2 separate regions of the Homo sapiens genome follow, and region 2 is linked to region 1. The links are chromatin contacts, found by Hi-C or POLR2A ChIA-PET in ENCODE. All regions are on one chromosome and are shown on one strand. Each heading gives the region's core, a stretch centred on a gene start or an enhancer-like site at or near the end of the contact. The rest is flanking DNA. Distances are from core to core; before and after follow the strand shown.

Region 1 (2,557 bases), core at 21-2,520:
TTGCATGCTTGCTGTCCTTTATTTTCTTTCTTTCTTTCTTTCTTTTTTTTCTGAGTCGGAGTCTCGCCCTGTCTCCCAGGCTGGAGTGCAATGGCCAGATCTCGGCTTACTACAACCTCCATCTCCCAGGTTCAAGCGATTCTTCTGCCTTAGCCTCCCGAGTAGCTGGGATTACAGGCGCCCGCCACCACGCCCGGCTAATTTTTGTATTTTTAGTAGAGACGGGGTTTCGCCATGTTGGCCAGGCTGGTCTCGAACTCCTGACCTCAAGTGATCCACCCGCCTCGGCCTCCCAAAGTGCTGGGATGACAGGCGTGAGCCACCGCGCCTGGTCTTTTTTTTTTTTTTTTTTTTTTGAGACAGAGTCTCACTCTGTCGCCCAGGCTGGAGTACAGTGGCGCAATCTCGGGTCACTGCAACCTCTGGCTCCTGGGTTCAAACGATTCTCATGCCTCAGCCTCCTGCCTCTTTCCTCTTAATTTTACTTCATAGCCTTGTCATCAGGGAGTTGTTTGCGGGTGTTTCTTTTTTCATATCTGGTCCCCGTCCTCATCCCCAGGAGGGCTTCTTTCTGCCCAAGCAAACTGCTAAGTCCAAGCCCCTCAAAGTGGGCGGCTGGATCTTGATCCATTCTCCGGCTCTCCGCGCGCTCTCCCCCAACCCCTGCTCCCTCAGGTTCTTATGAACTGGAGGCAGACAGACAGAGTTTGAATCCCAGCTACTACGAAACACAAATCGGACCCCAAATTAACAAAAACAGCATTCCAGAGCTTATTCAATATTCGTGCTGCAACATCGCTAGGAGAAAAATATATTATTTGTATTCCCATTTTACAGATACCCTCAGGTATCTGGTGGAGACCTCCGTAACACACCTCCCCGGAGGATGAGGCCCCGAGTGTGAAGCATCGGGATCTCACGGTAAACACCGCAGCCACCCGAGGTAGCTTAGGTTCAATGCTTAGGCATCCTGCAGGCGGCGCGCGCCGCCGCCCCTAGTTGCAGCCGGGACTGGCGGAGTGCCTACAACTCCCGACGTGCCGCGCGCGCAGACGCTCCGTTGCGGTCGTGGTGGAACAGGTGGAGCTTGCCTCGTTGCCTTCTGGGAAACGAAGTCTCGCTGAAGAGAGGCGGAACTTTGAGTAGCAGGTGGATCCATAGCCAATGAAGACGCGGGTCGCTTTGAGTGCGGGGCAGAGAAGCCAATGGACGTGCGGCATTGAGAGGGCGGGTCTTCCGGTAGTGAAGGCCTGGTGAACGGCTGCGCGACAGAGGACACTTCCTTTTGCGGGTGGCGGCGAACGCGGAGAGCACGCCATGAAGGCCTCGGGCACGGTAAGGCGGGCGCGGCGCGGCAGGGGGCCAAGGGATGGGGCACGGGCCCCATCAGGGGCCTGCATAAGTGGCGTGGGCCGGGTTGGTGCCGCGCGCTTCTGTTTGGGCCCCCCTTGGCCGCGCGCCGCCTTCTCTTGTTGCACCCAACATGGCGGCCATCGTGGGAGCCGCGTGGAGAGAGCGATGCGTGACCTGGGCCAGCTCAGGGATCGCGGGGGCCCAAGGACTCCGGGTCTTCTTCCCGGGGGAAGGAATAAGTCGCGCAGCATAGAGGCCCTAGCCCCGGCACCTCGTCGAGCCGCCAAGTTTCTGTTTTCCTTTCTGCAACGTGGACGTGGCGGTAGAGCAATAGTGTGTTTTCTTTCTGCCGGAATGGCTGTGAGAAGCAGATGAAAATTGCTAACAGTGAGCCGAAACGGGGAGCGTGAGGCTTAACGCTGTGGTACATACTGGATAGAATCAAACGGCTCTATGGCGCAGAGATAGGAGAACCTGGACTCCCATGGAGTGGGTGTATTATGTCCAGATCTCCAGCTTCGGTTTCCTTGCTGTCAAAGGGGCGGGCCCCATTGTTCCCTTCCTGAACGTGTGCCGAGGCCGGTGGGTCAGGTTCACAGTAAAAGTAGGAACTGCGATAATTTGTGACTATTTTTCATTGATAACTAGTGAAAAGCTGGCGAGTCAGTTTCAGAGGTGGTTTCTTTGTGCCATATCACAGAGCCTGGACTTGACCAAAGATTCTCACCTCTGCATCTGTAAACCGGGAGTCTTCCCTGGGCCAAACGTTTGGATTGCAGTTGGGAAAACGGAGGCAGCCGCAGCTCGCGTGGCAACAGTGCAGGGATCCCAGGGCTGGGGAGAGACCTGAGGTCTTGTCCTAGTTCTGCCTGGAATGGGCTGTGAGATCCCATGCTGGTCACTGGGCCTCAGGGTGAAAGAAGATGTTGGCTGGATGTTTTGAGGTGCAGAGTGGCTGTTTGACGGCGACTGCAAAGCAATTCAGGACTGCAGCATGAAGAAAGGAGGCTGTGGGTCTAAGCCACAGCTTTCCTGGTCTGAAACCCTTAGCCCAGGCAAAGGAGAGGCAGGCAACTCAATTAATCCTCCCTGGAGACCTCCCTCTCCTCAGTTCATTTTGTGTATAAAGTTGTGGTCGGGAGTGTGACCTACAGTCACCAAGAATCCACATGGAGGCCCTAGGGTGGCCCTGCCTCCTGCTTCC
Region 2 (2,557 bases), core at 21-2,520, 250 kb after region 1:
AAGCACTTATGAGGCACCTACTGAGATCCAGGTGCTAAAGGCATTGCTATAAAGAAAACATAGTCCCTCCATCAATGACTTCTCAGTCAGCTTAGGGAATTCAGTGATAAAACTAATGGATAAACAAGATGTATTCAGACAGGGACCTCTTGGGGAGGTGATGTTTGAGCCAAGGCCTGGGCACAGCTAAAGAAAGATTGGCACCAGGCAGTGGGTACTGCATGTGCAAAGGTCCTGTGGCAGGACTGAGGTGGTGGGTTTTTTGTTTTTGTTTTTTGAGACAGTCTCACTTTGTCGCCCAGGTTGGACTGCAGTGGCATGATCTCGGCTCACTGCAACCTCTGCCTCCCAGGTTCAAGTGATTCTCCTGTTTCAGGCTCCGAGTAGCGGAGACTACAGGCGTGCCACCACGCCCGGCTAATTTTTTGTTTGTTTGTTTGTTTGTTTGAGAAGGGATCTTGCTCTGTTGCCCAGGCTGGAGTCCAGTGGTACCATCTTGGCTCACTGCAACCTCCGCCTCCTAGGTTCAGGTGATTCTCCTGCCTCAGCCTCCCAAGTAGCTGGGATTACAGGCACACACCAACACTCCCGGCTAATTTTTGTATTTTCAGTAAAGATGGGGTTTCACCATGTTAGCTAGGCTGGTCTCGAGCTCCCGACCTCAAGTGATTCTCCCGCCTTGGCCTCTCAAAGTGCTGGGATTACAGGCATGAACCACCAAGCCTGGCCTAATGTTTGTATTTTTAGTAGAGGTGGGGTTTCATTATGTTGGCCAGGCTGGTCTTGAACTCCTGACCTCAGGTGATCCACCCGCCTTGGCTTCCCAAAGTGCTAGGATTATAGGCGTGAGCCACTGCACCCCGCCTGAGATTTTTTTTAAGCCTCTGTGTCTGCCTTGGGGGGAGAAAGTTCTGCTGGGGCCAGGAATGGAGGTGGCCAGAGAGAAGGAGGTGGCTAGGACAACATCCAGGAACAAGTCGAGGCATCCACTGAGAATCAGAGACTGCCATCACCCCCATTTAGTGAAGAAAACAGGGGCATAGGACCTCAGAATGTGTTATCAGGAGCATCCTAGGAAGGTTTCGGGCCAGATCTGACTCTGTCTAAATCCTTGGCTTCCACCCCAGGTGAGGACATGATGAAGGGAGGGACCCGTGTGTTGGAGGCCGCTGAGCAGATTTGACCAGTTTTAACTGGGAGGGGAGGGAGGAAGTATCTGGGACTGAGAAAGGCCATAAGGCTGCCTCACTCACCACCGGGGGGCAGCAGAGCCACATTGCCTTGGGCCTGGCGGGGGAATGGGTCCCTGCCTGCCATGTTCCAAGCATCCTAGGAATAAGCTCATAAACGTCCCAACAGAGTCCAGCCTCTGCAACTCCCCTGCCTCCTTTTTTTTTTTGAGACAGTCTCGCTTTGTTGCCCAGGCTGGGGTGCAGTGGTGTGATCTCTGCTTACTGCCACCTCCGCCTCCTGGGTCAAGCGAGTCTCCTGCCTCAGCCTCCTGAGTAGCTGGGATTACAGGCATGCACCACTACACTCAGCTAACATTTGGGTGGTTTTTTTTGTTTGTTTGAGACGGAGTTTTCCTCTTGTTGCACAGGCTGCAGTGAAGTGGCACGATCTTGGCTCACTGCAACCTCCGCCTCCTGGATTCAAATGATTTTCCTGCCTCAGCCTCGTGAGTAGCTGGGATTACAGGCATCTGCCACCACTCCTGGCTAATTTTTTGTATTTTTAGTAGAGATGGGGTTTCACCATGTTGGCCAGGCTGGTCTCAAACTCCTGACTTCAGGTGATCCACCCGCCATGGCCTCCCACAATGCTGGAATTACAAGCGTGAGCCACTGCGCCTGGCCTGATCTTTATATTTTTAGTAGAGACAGGGTTTCACCATGTTGACCAGGCTGGTCTTGAACTCCTGACCTCAGGTGATCCACCCGCCTTGGCCTCCCACGGTACTGGAATTACTGGCATGAGCCATTGTGCCTGGCCTTGCAACTTCCCTGCTTCCATCCTATCCATCTCCCCGTCGCTCACTTGGCTCCAGCCACATGGCTGATCCTCCAGAATGCAGGCTGGTCCAGCCTCAGGGCCTTTGCACTTGCTGTCCCCACTGCCCAGAGCTCTGTTCCCTCCTTTCTTCTTCCGTCACATCCTCATCAAGGCCTCAGCCTCAGATAGGAAGCCTTCCCCAACCACCCCCTCCTTCCAGGCCCCACAAACATGGGGTATAATATGCATTATACCTGTCCATTTCCACATCCAGACCCCAGGGATTTTCTTTTTCTTTTTTTTTTTTTTTAAGACAGTCTTGCTCTGTTACCCAGGCTGGAGTACAGTGGTGCGATATCTCGGCTCACTGCAACCTTTGCCTCCTGGGTTCAAGTGATTCTCCTGCCTCAGCCTCGAGAGTAGCTGGGATTACAGACATGCGCCACCACGCCCTGCTAGTTTTGTATTTTTAGTAGAGACAGGGTTTCACCATGTTGGCCAGGCTGGTCTCGAACTCCTGAGTTCAAGCGATCTGCCCATCTCAGCCTCCCAAAATGTTGGGATT

Evidence for each region. A loop is a pair of places that touch in the nucleus more often than their neighbours do. ChIA-PET counts read pairs that join two places held with the same protein, here RNA polymerase II (POLR2A). Pooled maps may share reads with other maps.
Region 2: a map of CD8-positive, alpha-beta T cell shows a loop between it and region 1 (3-fold over the local background). The contact joins the enhancer-like site here to the promoter of RPL18A in region 1. A Hi-C loop is called at or near these places in 2 of 168 maps with a recorded cell type or tissue (CD8-positive, alpha-beta T cell and naive thymus-derived CD4-positive, alpha-beta T cell) and 9 of 50 pooled maps. POLR2A ChIA-PET finds 5 or more read pairs at or near these places in 6 of 52 experiments (AG04450, BJ, GM10248 and 3 more).

The regions. Positions count from the first base shown.
Region 1 is chr19:17,858,640-17,861,196 of GRCh38, forward strand. It overlaps RPL18A (ribosomal protein L18a), which reads left to right and starts at 1,271. Exons shown (of 5, transcript NM_000980.4): 1 at 1,271-1,335. The coding sequence starts at 1,318. RefSeq lists enhancers at 819-1,554, 887-1,266.
Region 2 is chr19:18,111,906-18,114,462 of GRCh38, forward strand. All of the region lies in intron 3 of MAST3 (microtubule associated serine/threonine kinase 3), which reads left to right. Among named protein-coding and RNA genes, the nearest start is that of MAST3, 15 kb to the left of the region's middle. Within about 2 kb of position 1,271, at least 3 of the 41 ENCODE cell types and tissues checked have a DNase peak (open chromatin) inside an H3K27ac peak, as active enhancers do.